Regions from separate parts of the Homo sapiens genome. Here all the other regions are linked to region 2. A link is a contact called in ENCODE Hi-C data. All regions are on one chromosome and are shown on one strand. Each heading gives the region's core, a stretch centred on a gene start or an enhancer-like site at or near the end of the contact. The rest is flanking DNA. Distances are from core to core; before and after follow the strand shown.

What was found. Hi-C counts contacts between places; a loop is a spot of excess contacts on that map. Pooled maps may share reads with other maps.
Region 1: a map with no recorded cell type shows a loop between it and region 2 (3-fold over the local background). The contact joins two enhancer-like sites. A Hi-C loop is called at or near these places in 2 of 37 single-sample maps with no recorded cell type and 3 of 50 pooled maps.
Region 3: a map with no recorded cell type shows a loop between it and region 2 (6-fold over the local background). The contact joins two enhancer-like sites. A Hi-C loop is called at or near these places in 2 of 37 single-sample maps with no recorded cell type and 4 of 50 pooled maps.

The regions. Positions count from the first base shown.
Region 1 is chr3:191,250,822-191,254,517 of GRCh38, reverse strand. All of the region lies in intron 4 of OSTN (osteocrin), which reads right to left. Among named protein-coding and RNA genes, the nearest start is that of OSTN-AS1, 18 kb to the right of the region's middle. Within about 2 kb of position 1,322, at least 3 of the 41 ENCODE cell types and tissues checked have a DNase peak (open chromatin) inside an H3K27ac peak, as active enhancers do.
Region 2 is chr3:189,561,881-189,565,845 of GRCh38, reverse strand. No RefSeq gene overlaps it. Among named protein-coding and RNA genes, the nearest start is that of TP63, 68 kb to the left of the region's middle. Within about 2 kb of position 1,850, at least 3 of the 41 ENCODE cell types and tissues checked have a DNase peak (open chromatin) inside an H3K27ac peak, as active enhancers do.
Region 3 is chr3:187,771,341-187,775,241 of GRCh38, reverse strand. No RefSeq gene overlaps it. Among named protein-coding and RNA genes, the nearest start is that of BCL6, 28 kb to the right of the region's middle. Within about 2 kb of position 1,286, at least 4 of the 41 ENCODE cell types and tissues checked have a DNase peak (open chromatin) inside an H3K27ac peak, as active enhancers do.

The sequences.
Region 1 (3,696 bases), core at 73-2,572, 1.7 Mb before region 2:
TTTAATTTTTTCTTCCATTTTTTTCTAACCTGAAATCTCTAGAAATTAAAACTGTGCTTTTCATAAAGCCCGGCAGACTGAAGTTAGACAATTTAAATTTTGAGAGAAATAACAGCCACTTATATGTAAACAACCTTCACGCCTGCTGATACGGACTTCTCAGAAAGTTCACTTGAAACCCTATTTTGTAACACAATTCAGAATAATCTGGCATATTGCCATTGCATTCTGAAGATGCTTCAGAGACTCTAGAAAAACTAGTCTATAGACTGCTCTAGACAGTTTTTAACCTCTGTTTAACCCTTGTTTTTTTCTATTTCCTTAGAAATACTTCTTATTAAAGATCTGTTTATCTGCATCACATATAGAGGCCTAGTCCAACTCCCATGCCACCTTCTGGAATGGGACACAGCTATTTAACTGAACTGATCTATTCTCAGGACTAAGAGACTGACTAAACAAGACTTGAGATAATATATTTAAATTTACTTTTTTCTGTTTATCCCAATTTGTCTTTCCATCTTTTGTCTATTTCTATCTAACAACCTCTAATCCAAATCTCTCCAAAGCTGTTAGTTTGGCTTTTAATATGTGAAACGCTTTTTAAGTTTCAAAGTGGGGATTGAAGTAAATAAAAAGTATTTTACTCCAAAATATATTTCTTTAACATATTCTGAAGTGATCCTGAAAATGTGTCTTCTGTGGGGGAAATTTGCATCTGTAGATCTGTAGAGAATTTGCATTAATGCAACCAGCCCTTCCCTTGTCCAGATCTAGGAAAGATTAGCTGAGAGTTTGGTACCTTTAAACTACTGAAAATAAACATTCACCATCTAAATTCTCTGAGGGCTGCTGCCAATGAGGTTTCATCTACATAACAAATCCACCTTTGCTAGCCAAGCCTCTTCCATTCTCTCTCCCATAGCCTGTCTTGAAACTATTATTAAAACCTGGTTGTGGTCATGCTGAGTCTGCATTCTTTCTGTAACCTTAAGATGTTATATAAGCATCTATACCCCCTGGAAAGTTGAGGTCTTCATCCTTAAGCCTCCCAGGTATAAATGTTAAATAAATTTGTGTGACTTTTCTCGTATGTATCCATCTGCCTCATGTCAGTGACTGTTAGCAAAACCTCAGCGGGCATTTGGCCCCTATAGTAGGCATCATAGAGCAGCTGTTCCAGACTTCACCTCGAATGAAGCAAAACTTCCATAATTAGATAGCAGTTTTACTTTTAATAGGAAGTGTTAAAGTGAAACCCGGAAGATGAAAACCCACAAATAAACCTGCTCCAAAAGTAAATCCATCAACCTGCACAGAAGTGAAACAAAGATTTTTGTAAAGTGCGAGATACCATTTCTGTTCGTCTTAGAAATGTATAACCAATGAATTTAGCATCCAACAATGAAAACTTAGCACCAAGAAGGCCTTTTGGGTCACGAAGAGAATGTTGGCCTATAAGTCCAAAGACCCGGACCCCAGATTTTGCTCTGCCCAAGAGTCTATAAAATTTGGGACAATTTCCTCTTGCAGCTCCATTTTCCTGAATTGTTTTAAAAAATGGGGTTGGATTAAATGAAACTTTATGTTTTTGAACCTCTCAGCTGTATTACTGTGTGAACAGTATTTAATGACTTTTAAGCTGCTCTCTGTTAAATGATACATCCCCTGTTTAATTCAAAGGAATATTGTTGACAGTAGATAAAAATATAAAAAGTAACTTTGAAAATTAGATTGGAAATTAGAAATATATTATCATCTCATGTCTTTTGTTATTCATAAACTACATAACATGAAACTTCACATGAGGAAGTAAACAAATGTCTGAGAGAAATCTTGGTGACAGTGATGGAAAATAAATAGAAACAAAACGGTCGAACAGGTGAACCCACAATGACTGATGAACGGGAAAGAGCAAATATATGATAAATTCTTTTCTAAATCGATTCTTTTGTGATATTCTCACCTTGAGATTTTAATATAAGAACAGTGATTATCAAGATGCTTAACAAAGTTTGCTAAGAGAAGGACACAACATACAAATTTGGATTTCACCCAACAGTGATTCAGGAAGCATTGTATTAATTCAATTGTCTTCATAGTTTGGTAGTTGCTGAAATTTCTATGGTCTCAGTCTTCATATAAAAATTCAAGGCTGAGCCCAGTGGCTCACTCCTGTAATCCCAGCACTTTGGGAGGCCGAGGCAGGAGAATCACAAGGTCAGGAGATCGAGACCATCCTGGCCAACATGGTGAAACCCCATATCTACTAAAAATATATTTTTAAAAAAGTAACTGGGCGTGGTGGCGCACGCCTGTAGTCCCAGATGCTTGGGAGGCTGAGGCAGGAGAATTGCTTGAACCCGGGAGGCAGAGGTTGCAGTGAGCCGAGATCACGCAACTGCACTTCAGCCTGATAAAAGAGTGAGACTCCGTCTCAAAAAAACCAAAAAAAAATCATATGAAAATGAGTTCTCTGTATAATTTGTTTAACATAACTCGTTGTGGTTGAACTAAAAAATGTTGAAATGGGTGATAATCAAGGGTGGTAAAGGTATATGTGGAAACCAATCAAAGTTAATTAATTTTATCTCACTGTCATAATGTTCTCAGAACATCAAGAAACTGGAGGACTCAAAGAGTTACTTGGTTTTTAAACAGCAATTAGCTAGTTTCTACTCAAATATAATGTGGCAATTTTTAACAACCTTGAAGAGTGACCATACTTGGTATATCTCTAGATACGAAGAAATAATGTTCAACCTGTTTTGAAGATGATGCTGATTAAAAGGCAGTGTTCTTGGCAGTATTCAGTAAGTTCTCTTGTATCTATAGACATTCATTAACTGCAGAGGTTCATTAAACAACTCCATGATAATGAAATTTATTTTAACTGAGTGATTTTGAGAACGAGAGAGTTGAGAAAAAATACTGACTATTTATTGTGGTTTTAGAGCATGAGGAGGAGGGAAAAAATGGGATGATTTAAATTAAGACAAGATCAGGGCTAATATGATACTTTTGGGGCCTCTAAATTATTGGTCTAAGGATTATCTCGAGAGAAGCAGAAGGCAAAATTCCCTCTGCTCTAGCCTCAGATTGTTAAAGCAGTTCCAGTTTGTCTTATTTGTTAGGGAGCGGGCATGCACCTTCTATAAGTCCTATTGGAAGAAAACATATTGCTAAGATTTCACCTTCAAAAAACATTTATTTAGTGTTTAAAGGATATGTATGATTAAATGCTGTGTTTAACATACCCACTCAGGATGTAACCTTTCTGGATTTTAATTCTATGTGTACCACTTATACTCTATGTGGCACTGTAAGTTAATATTTCTAAGCTTTCCATTTATTTGTATAATGATAATATTAACTAATACTTATTAATAAATTAACATCTCAGGTACTATTATAAGTGCTTAATATGTATCTATTTAATCCTCAGGACAATGCTATATGGTAGAAATTATTATTCTAATTTAATGAAGGAGTGTTTGAGAATTTAAATAAGTTCCCATAGCTAGCAAATATTGATAGATGACCTGGGATTTGAACCCATAAGGCCTGATCTCTTTAGCTGGCACCTTTAACCCTTATACATCAATAATTCTCAAGATATTGGAGATAGTGATAGTATTGCTTTATGAAATAAAATGATTAAGTGAAGCAATGCACATAAAGTGCCAAGTATAAGGC
Region 2 (3,965 bases), core at 601-3,100:
TGACATGCATATATTATTAGGCATATATGCTTATGTTTCCAGACTTTATGGACAAGCCATATTTTTTCATGCAAATTCTCTTGTGGACTGTATATCACTAGAGTTCAGGGCTTTGTCTAACTTATTTTTCTATTCTCAGCATCTAGCACCGCTCTTGGCATATTTTTGAAGTCCAGTATAGGTTGCTAACTTTGAAAAAAAATTATAAAATTATAAATTTAGAATAGGAAACTTTATTTTTTAATAAAAAGGTTACATCCTTCAAAGTGGTCATCCTGCAGGCTGAGAAGCACAGGCCCTTCAAACGAGATTGGGTAGGAGCTTTATGCTGAGTGCATTGGCTAAACATACATATTCAACAGGTTACGAGAGGAGGTGAATATTCATGAAGGTGGTCCGGACGCATGTGTATTGAACAAACATGCATGTTACATATGACCCACGTTCATATATAGAACAAAGAAAGAAAGAGAAAGAAAGAAGGAAGGAAGGAAGGAAGGAAGAAAGGAAGGAGGGAGGGAGGGAGGGAGAGAAAGAAGAAAGAGAGAAAGACAGAAAAAGAAAGAAAGAAAGAAAAGAGAAAGAAAGAGAAAGAAAGAAAGAAAGAAGAAAGTTCACCTTGGAGTAGGGACAATATTTAAATGTATTATAATTAGTCCCTATCCATCTAAAGGTCTTTTCAGGACACAAGGAATTCCAGTCAGTGCACAGCCTCTGTAAACCAACCAGAGCCAGTCCATGGTCAGTGGTCTTCTTATCAGAAGAAAGTTACTGAAATCAGTCACTTGTCCAATCAAAGCTATAATTATGGCAGGTAAAACAGTGAGGTCAGTGAGTGTATGGTGGTGAGCTGAAAATTGTCTTAATATTGCTTCTTTCAAGACCAGTGCTTGTTTAGATGCTAAAGAAAAGCCTTGTGGCATGGTTAGAACACAGTTTATTCTTTAGTGCAGGCATGTGACTTAACTCTTGCATGGCATGGCCTTAGGTCCTGTTTATAATTTGATAGTCTATTGTCATAAAGAGTCTGTTCTGTCAGTCTTGTGGTCTCTATTTTAACATTAATGCTGGTCAGTTATGTCTAAACTGCAAAAAGGAGAGGGGTTAACAGAGTATGTTTGACCTCCTGTCCCATCATGGGTCATGGCTGGAAACTCAGTTTTTAGGTTTTTCTGGAATCCCTTGGCCAAGAGGGGGCCTGTTCAGATGGTGGGGGCTTAGGATTTTATTTTTTGTTTACAAGGTCATCAAAATGAAATGTAAGTTGATTGCTTTTAATGATGCCTTTGTCAATAGATTCAACTGAAGAAATGATGGGGATACTGAACACAGATCCTACCAAGGGTCACTTCACATTTAAGTGCGGAAGTAGCCTTCCCATAGTCTTAGGCAGCAAACTCCAGGCTCTTAACTCCAGAAGCAACCTCGGTGTTAGGTCTTTTTTGTGGCAGATGGATAGAGGTCTCTTCAGGATAGTTGTAAAGGGTAGGCTACAGAGATGCTTGAAATATGAGACATTGCCCTGTAGTCAAAATTCCAACATTGAAGTTAGAAGCCTAAGGCCTTTTACCCAGAGATGCCAAAAAAAGGATATAATCCCAGAAGGTCAGGCTGTCCCAATCCTTGTATATGGATATACGTGAGAGGGTGTAGTCTCCCTCGCTGTCATTCACAACCATTCACTTGGACAGGAAAAGCCTCTGTGAACATGTTAAAATAAAACTTCCCCCAGGCTAACCAATTGCAGCAGAAATGCCTGTGGGTAACCAAACCCACAGTCACATAACTAGTAAAATGATTCAGTAAAATTAGTCAGTCTCTCTTTCCATTTCCACACCGAGGCAGAAGAGAACAGCCACCTGTGGGCTGTTAAGTCAGCACAGCATTTGTGTAGCCAGAAAAAAATGCAAACACAGGGAATTCTCCTCCTTCCAGGAGTGCCCTTGTAGGTTGTACTTATCCTGCTGAGCTACGTCCAATTGCATCTCTAGGCAGGACAGCTGCAATTCCCAAGAATCTGAGTACTAACAAGTCCTTGAATCACCTGATTATGAAACTCATAAAGTGCTGAGATAGTGTAGGGATGGGTTTTTAAATTCTATTGTACGAGTAACGTATGCTCAATGTAGAACAATTAAATACAAATAAGAAAAGAATCGAAGAAGAAAATAAAACCACCTGAAACAAAAGCTCAATTAACATTTTGGTGTATATCCTTTAAGATCTTATGCATTATGTGTATATGTATGTATGTAACATATACACAAATAATTGTATATATAAAATCATATTTATATCAAGTGTGAGATCATGTTATACATAGTTTTACATCTGCTGTTTTCATTCCACAATTATATATCATTAAAGTCATTCCATGACAGTTAATAATATTTCATTAAATAATTGTTACAGTTGCTTAGGATTCTGTATCTGTGTAAATAACTGATTCATTCTTATTAGACATGTAAGTTATTTTTAAAAATTTATTATAAACAAAGCTGTGATAAATATTTTTTTAGCTACATCTTTCCACATGTATTTAAATATTACCTTTAAATGAATTATTAAAGTAGAACTGTGAGGTCAAGAGACAAGAAGGGTCCTGCCAAAAAGTCCTCCAGAAAGTGGGTGCAAGTTCACTCCTATCGAATTATTTGAGAGTCCCTGTATTTCCCCACAATACATTCTCCCAGATAATCATTTAAAAATCTTTAAATTTAAAAGTGAATGTATCTTATTTTAATTTTAATTGTTTTGATTACTGGTGAGGTTATTATTGTATTTTTTTTTGCCATTTGAATTTCCTTGTGAAATTTCTGTTCATGACTTTGGCCTGTTTATTCTTCATGGTATTATTGTTTTCTTACAGAAGTGTAAAAATTATACTTTAAAGCCAACAATCCTTTGAAATAGTTATTGAACATGTTTTCCTATTAATCTTTAGTTTTTAAACTTCGTTAATGATGTTTTCCGTACTATAGAAGCACCGCTTTTTAACGTGGCAAATCTATCAATTTTATTCACATAGTTTCTGCCTTTGGTATTTTAACTTAGGTAACAGAGTTCCTGCTGCAACTGAAAAACTAAAGCTAGAAAAACCACCATTTTCAAAGTCAGGTATTGCCTTATTTGAAGAGACTCTCCTAGGTAGTGACTAGCTATGGAAATGCGACTAAAATATTCTTCACTGTTTACAGTTCAGGGCCAAGCAAGTCCTATTACAGGGAAGTAAACTGGTAAGTGCAACCAAGTGACAGGAAGTTGCCAAGACAAAAATACTCAAGAAGAAAATCTCTGCATAGCATCTGGGCTTATAAACTGTGAAAGCAGCCTAATAGTATACTTCTAAATGTTTAGCTGCTGGCTTTTTTGTGAAAAATGGATGCATATTTTTATGTATATAAGCTTATTATAAATTTTATTGACATAATGTTTACATAGCACAAAATTATAAATAATAACAGAATATACAATAGAATTCTGTTATCAGTTTTTGTTAAACTCTTGTATAGCCAACCTGTGGTTGCAACTGATGGGTGAATATAACTCCAGTATGAATATTGATTGGTATTGTTTAGTGAGTAAGACAAAAGTGAAACAACAAAAATATTCCTCAGAACTTTGGTTTGTCAATTACCCAAGCCACTTAGGCATTGAATCAAATAATAGTTTTCAAATACTGAAATAATAGTTTCTCAATTTTTGGTGCTATTCACAATACAATGACCAGAGACACAATGCAGTTTTAATCTGCATTATAAACACTTTCTCCATCACTTCCTCGTCAACAAAGCAATAAATTAAGCCTCTATTTGTACTATTAGCTCATTTCTGCGGTGTAAATATTCCCACAATGGCTGATTTCAAGATGCCAACCTGCTGTCATGGAATGTGAGTTTGTAAGAGATGCAAACCCCAAGAGCATAGATCATAGTGGATGTAAGAAGTGATGAGTTTAGAATATC
Region 3 (3,901 bases), core at 37-2,536, 1.8 Mb after region 2:
AAGACTTACATATAAGTTGAGAGTGGGGGTATATTCTGTGGTCATAGATCCTATTTGCATCCATTGAGGTCAGTAGCCATGCCCATAGCCCCCAGATATCATTGGTAAGTGCTAATTTGCTGTGGTAAATTTCTTCCTATAATTGAACAAATAAATAAGTCCAAATTTAAACTCTTCAACTTCTAAATGTGATCAACCATGGTATGAGCCACCTTGGAAGGTGGAGAGTTCCTTGCCCTGAGATACCTAAGAAAAATCTGGATAGACACTTTGGTAGGGGCATTATATGTTGGAGATTCAGATATGGAGTAATCCAAAAATTTTATGATTCTTTGGTTCCATTTACTCTTACCAGGCCCACTCTGGGAATGTGAGTAATGAGTTTTATTTTTGGATATATTAAAAAACAACAAAAACAACAAGTTGTCCTACCCTTTTGGGGAAGAGAGAGAAGCCCGCTGTGCACATGGGCTAATTGAGTCTTTTAATACTAAAGACACTAATATTCCAGGATTCTGAGCCATGGGGTTCTGCATAATGCAATTTAATTAAATATAGATGGCAGCACTGGGGAAAAAAATGTGTAATAGAGGTAACTGACATGCCCAAACCTGGACCTGGCAAACAGGAGGGGCCAAGATCACCTTACTGGTATTTGCTGTGGTACCTGACAATTACCTGCTGGCTCTCTTCTCCTTGGGTCCTCTGCGAATCTGTGAACCCTGCTTATTTTGTGCTCAATTCAGTGCCCACGGCTCAACGGATTGTTCTATGACTAGTCCAGTCCTTCTCTTGGCATGCTGCCTACTCCATGTCAGAAGTTAAAAGGTTGCACTTCCTTAAAATGCAGTATTTTCCAACAGAACCTGCATCAATCAACCAATTAGTATAACTACGCATGCACTGCTCACGGCTCCATGCTGGCTAATGATCACTGGCTTTGTCTTATGCAAGGCTGGTCTTTCCTCGATCCAGCTAAGAAATAACCACTTGAAAGGAAGTGCATGGGGAGATTTCAAACACAACAGGAAGAACATCGTGTCAAATTGCCATAGTCGTACAAAAGGCAGCATTTGCAGCATCTGTCCATACCTGGTAAGAGTGATGGGTCTCAGTTTGAACGCTGGGGTGTGGAGGGTGACTCAGGAATAAAAGAATGGCCTGGTGAAGGAGTGACTGAAGAGGCTTTCTGCCCTAACTCTCACTTCTTGGGCTCCTTAGCAGGCTCTGTAACTACCTCATTTTCCTGATTTCTATGACTTACCCTGGGTCCGTGCTGATTTGCTGCCTGGATGAAGGAGTAGCACAGACCAACATCGGTAGGCGTGAGAGTTGGGTCTGTGCACATAAAGAAGGGTTCAGAATCTGTACAGGACTCACCCTGGCTTCCGGCAGAACCTAAGACGAGGGAGAGAGGCCCATCCCTGGTGTACCTGAAAGGCCAGGTCCGTGCTTGTTAATTAATGCAAGGCACAGTGCTAAGGCCTGGCTTGCCCCGCTGTTCTCTCTCAGGAGCCACAAATGGGTGATAATACCACTAGTTAGAGAGCAGGGCTCACGTCTCTGCTCCTGCCCGCTCCTGTCTGGGTTTGCTATGACCGTCTCTGTTGGAAGAAAACTATTTGGCTCTAAACTAAAGTAAGTCTTATTAACCATCATCCTTTCAAAGAACACGATTGTATTGTTCTCTTTCTACCCTCTCTCCTCTTGCTTTGTCTTTCTTTTGGTTGTTTCGTCTCTGGTACTTGTTTAAGTGGGGGATTTAAATGTTTGGCGTGGTCACTACAGAAGCCCAGACGTAAGATCTTTGAAGCGGTTGGTGAAAAAAGGGAAGTGATACTATTGGGTGAGGGGTGACATCAAAGAGAAGCCTATGTTCTGTTCCCTACGGCGTGGCTGGGATTTTTTACTCCAAGAAAAGAATTAAACAACAACGCTTTCCAGGAAAAGAGTGACTTTCCTTTTTTTGCCCCTCCCATCTTCTTTTCCTGATCCATTCAGACATACAAGCAATTTTGTTTTAAGGAGAAGCCTAATGCAATTGAGCACTAATACTATAATTATAATTAATGAAAATAATAATATTCGAATATCTTATACCCTTTCTGTTTATCTTTGAACAACACAGTAGTAGTTACAAATGACAAATATGAATATTATCCCAGTTTTTCATGGAGGAAACCAGGGCCAGAAAGTCAAATGCCTTGCCAGGGTCATACATCTGATATTTACCATCAAAATATAGTCTCCAGTTTTTCGACTTTAGGCTCAGCATGTTTTTATCTACACCTTGCTGCCTCTTCCCACATAATCTTTTAAGATTAAGTCTTCAGATTCCAGAGTTGGGGCCATGGAGTTACTAAAAGGCCTAAGAAAAATGGGGCTTTGAAAAGGTCATATTCTCATCCTTCTTACTCTGCACTGTGCTTGAGTATTAAAAGGCTGCTTTGAAAATTCACTGGCCCATGATTACTTGACTAATGCCAGTAATAAAATGCATATATCAAAACCACACACTTTTATTTGATTTTTCTCAGCCCATTACTTGTCTTAGCTGAGTGGCCAGCTATGTGTAAGCCTGAATGGTAGGAAGGTTTTCTGGAAGCAATGACCAGTTATGAAGTTTCTGTTGAGATCCAGGGAGCAACTTTAGGTAAGCATATTTTTGTTATCATTCAGAGGGACAAGAGATAGACCTTACATCCAGTTCATCAGTGCCAGAAGGGAGCTTTGCCAACAGGGTCTCCTCTTTGATCACCACCTGGATCTCCTCTGGAATCCTGGGAAGGAAAGTGATGGATGTTGATCAGAATGCTGCTGTGGGCAGGGTTTTGAAGAAAACTAACCAATTGAGTGTGTCTGGCTGTGGGAGAAATTTTCCAATTCCTGCAAATAAGGCCAAAATTATGGGACCATTTCTCTCCTCTTTCCTCCTCTTGATCATTATCAGCATCATAAAATCAACCATAGGTGTGACTCTAGAGAGATGGAAGTACGGCGAAGAAGGAACACTCAGCCAAGGGGCGTGGAGTCCTGGTTCTCTCCAGGCTCTTTGTGGTCTTGGACAACAATTTGACTTTGTGCTCTTTAATGTTCCCATTTATTAAATGATGAGTTGGACGATACTGCCTTTGACACTTCCAGGCCTGATATTCTCCAATTCCTATCTACCTTGTCTCTCTCCCATAATTAACTTTATAATTACAAGTGCCTATAATACATTATTTTGAGTTTTCTACAGAGAAAAAAAAAATGCAAGGCAGATTAAGAAGTAAATTAACAATAAGTATTAACAAATAATTTCTAGTTTGAATATTTGTCTTCTTTTATATTTATTTATTTATTTATTTGAGACAGAGTTTCACTCTTGTCACCCAGGCTGGAGTGCAGTGGCACTATCTTGGCTCACTGCAACCTCCATCTCCTGGGTTCAAGCAATTCTCCTGCCTCAGCCTCCTGAGTAGCCGGGATTACAGGTGTGCGACACCACACTTGGCTAATTTTTGTATTTTTAGTAGAGATAGGATTTCACCATGTTGGCCAGGCTGGTCTTGAACTCCTGACCTAAGGCGATTCACCCGCCTAGGTCCCCAAAGTTTTGGGATTACAGGCATGAGCCATTGCACCCGGCCTGAATACTTGTTTAGTGTACAAAATTAGAAAGCAAGTAAATGAAAATGAAAATAAAACCTCTCCATTATCCCATCAATCAGAGATGTCCACTATAAAGATTTTGGTAAGTTTTCTTCCAGTGTCTCTGTATATATATACATATATATATACACATATATATATATGTATATATATACACATATATACATATATATATACACATATATACACACACATACACATACATTTTATATATAGATATACACATATATCTATGTGTATCTATTTT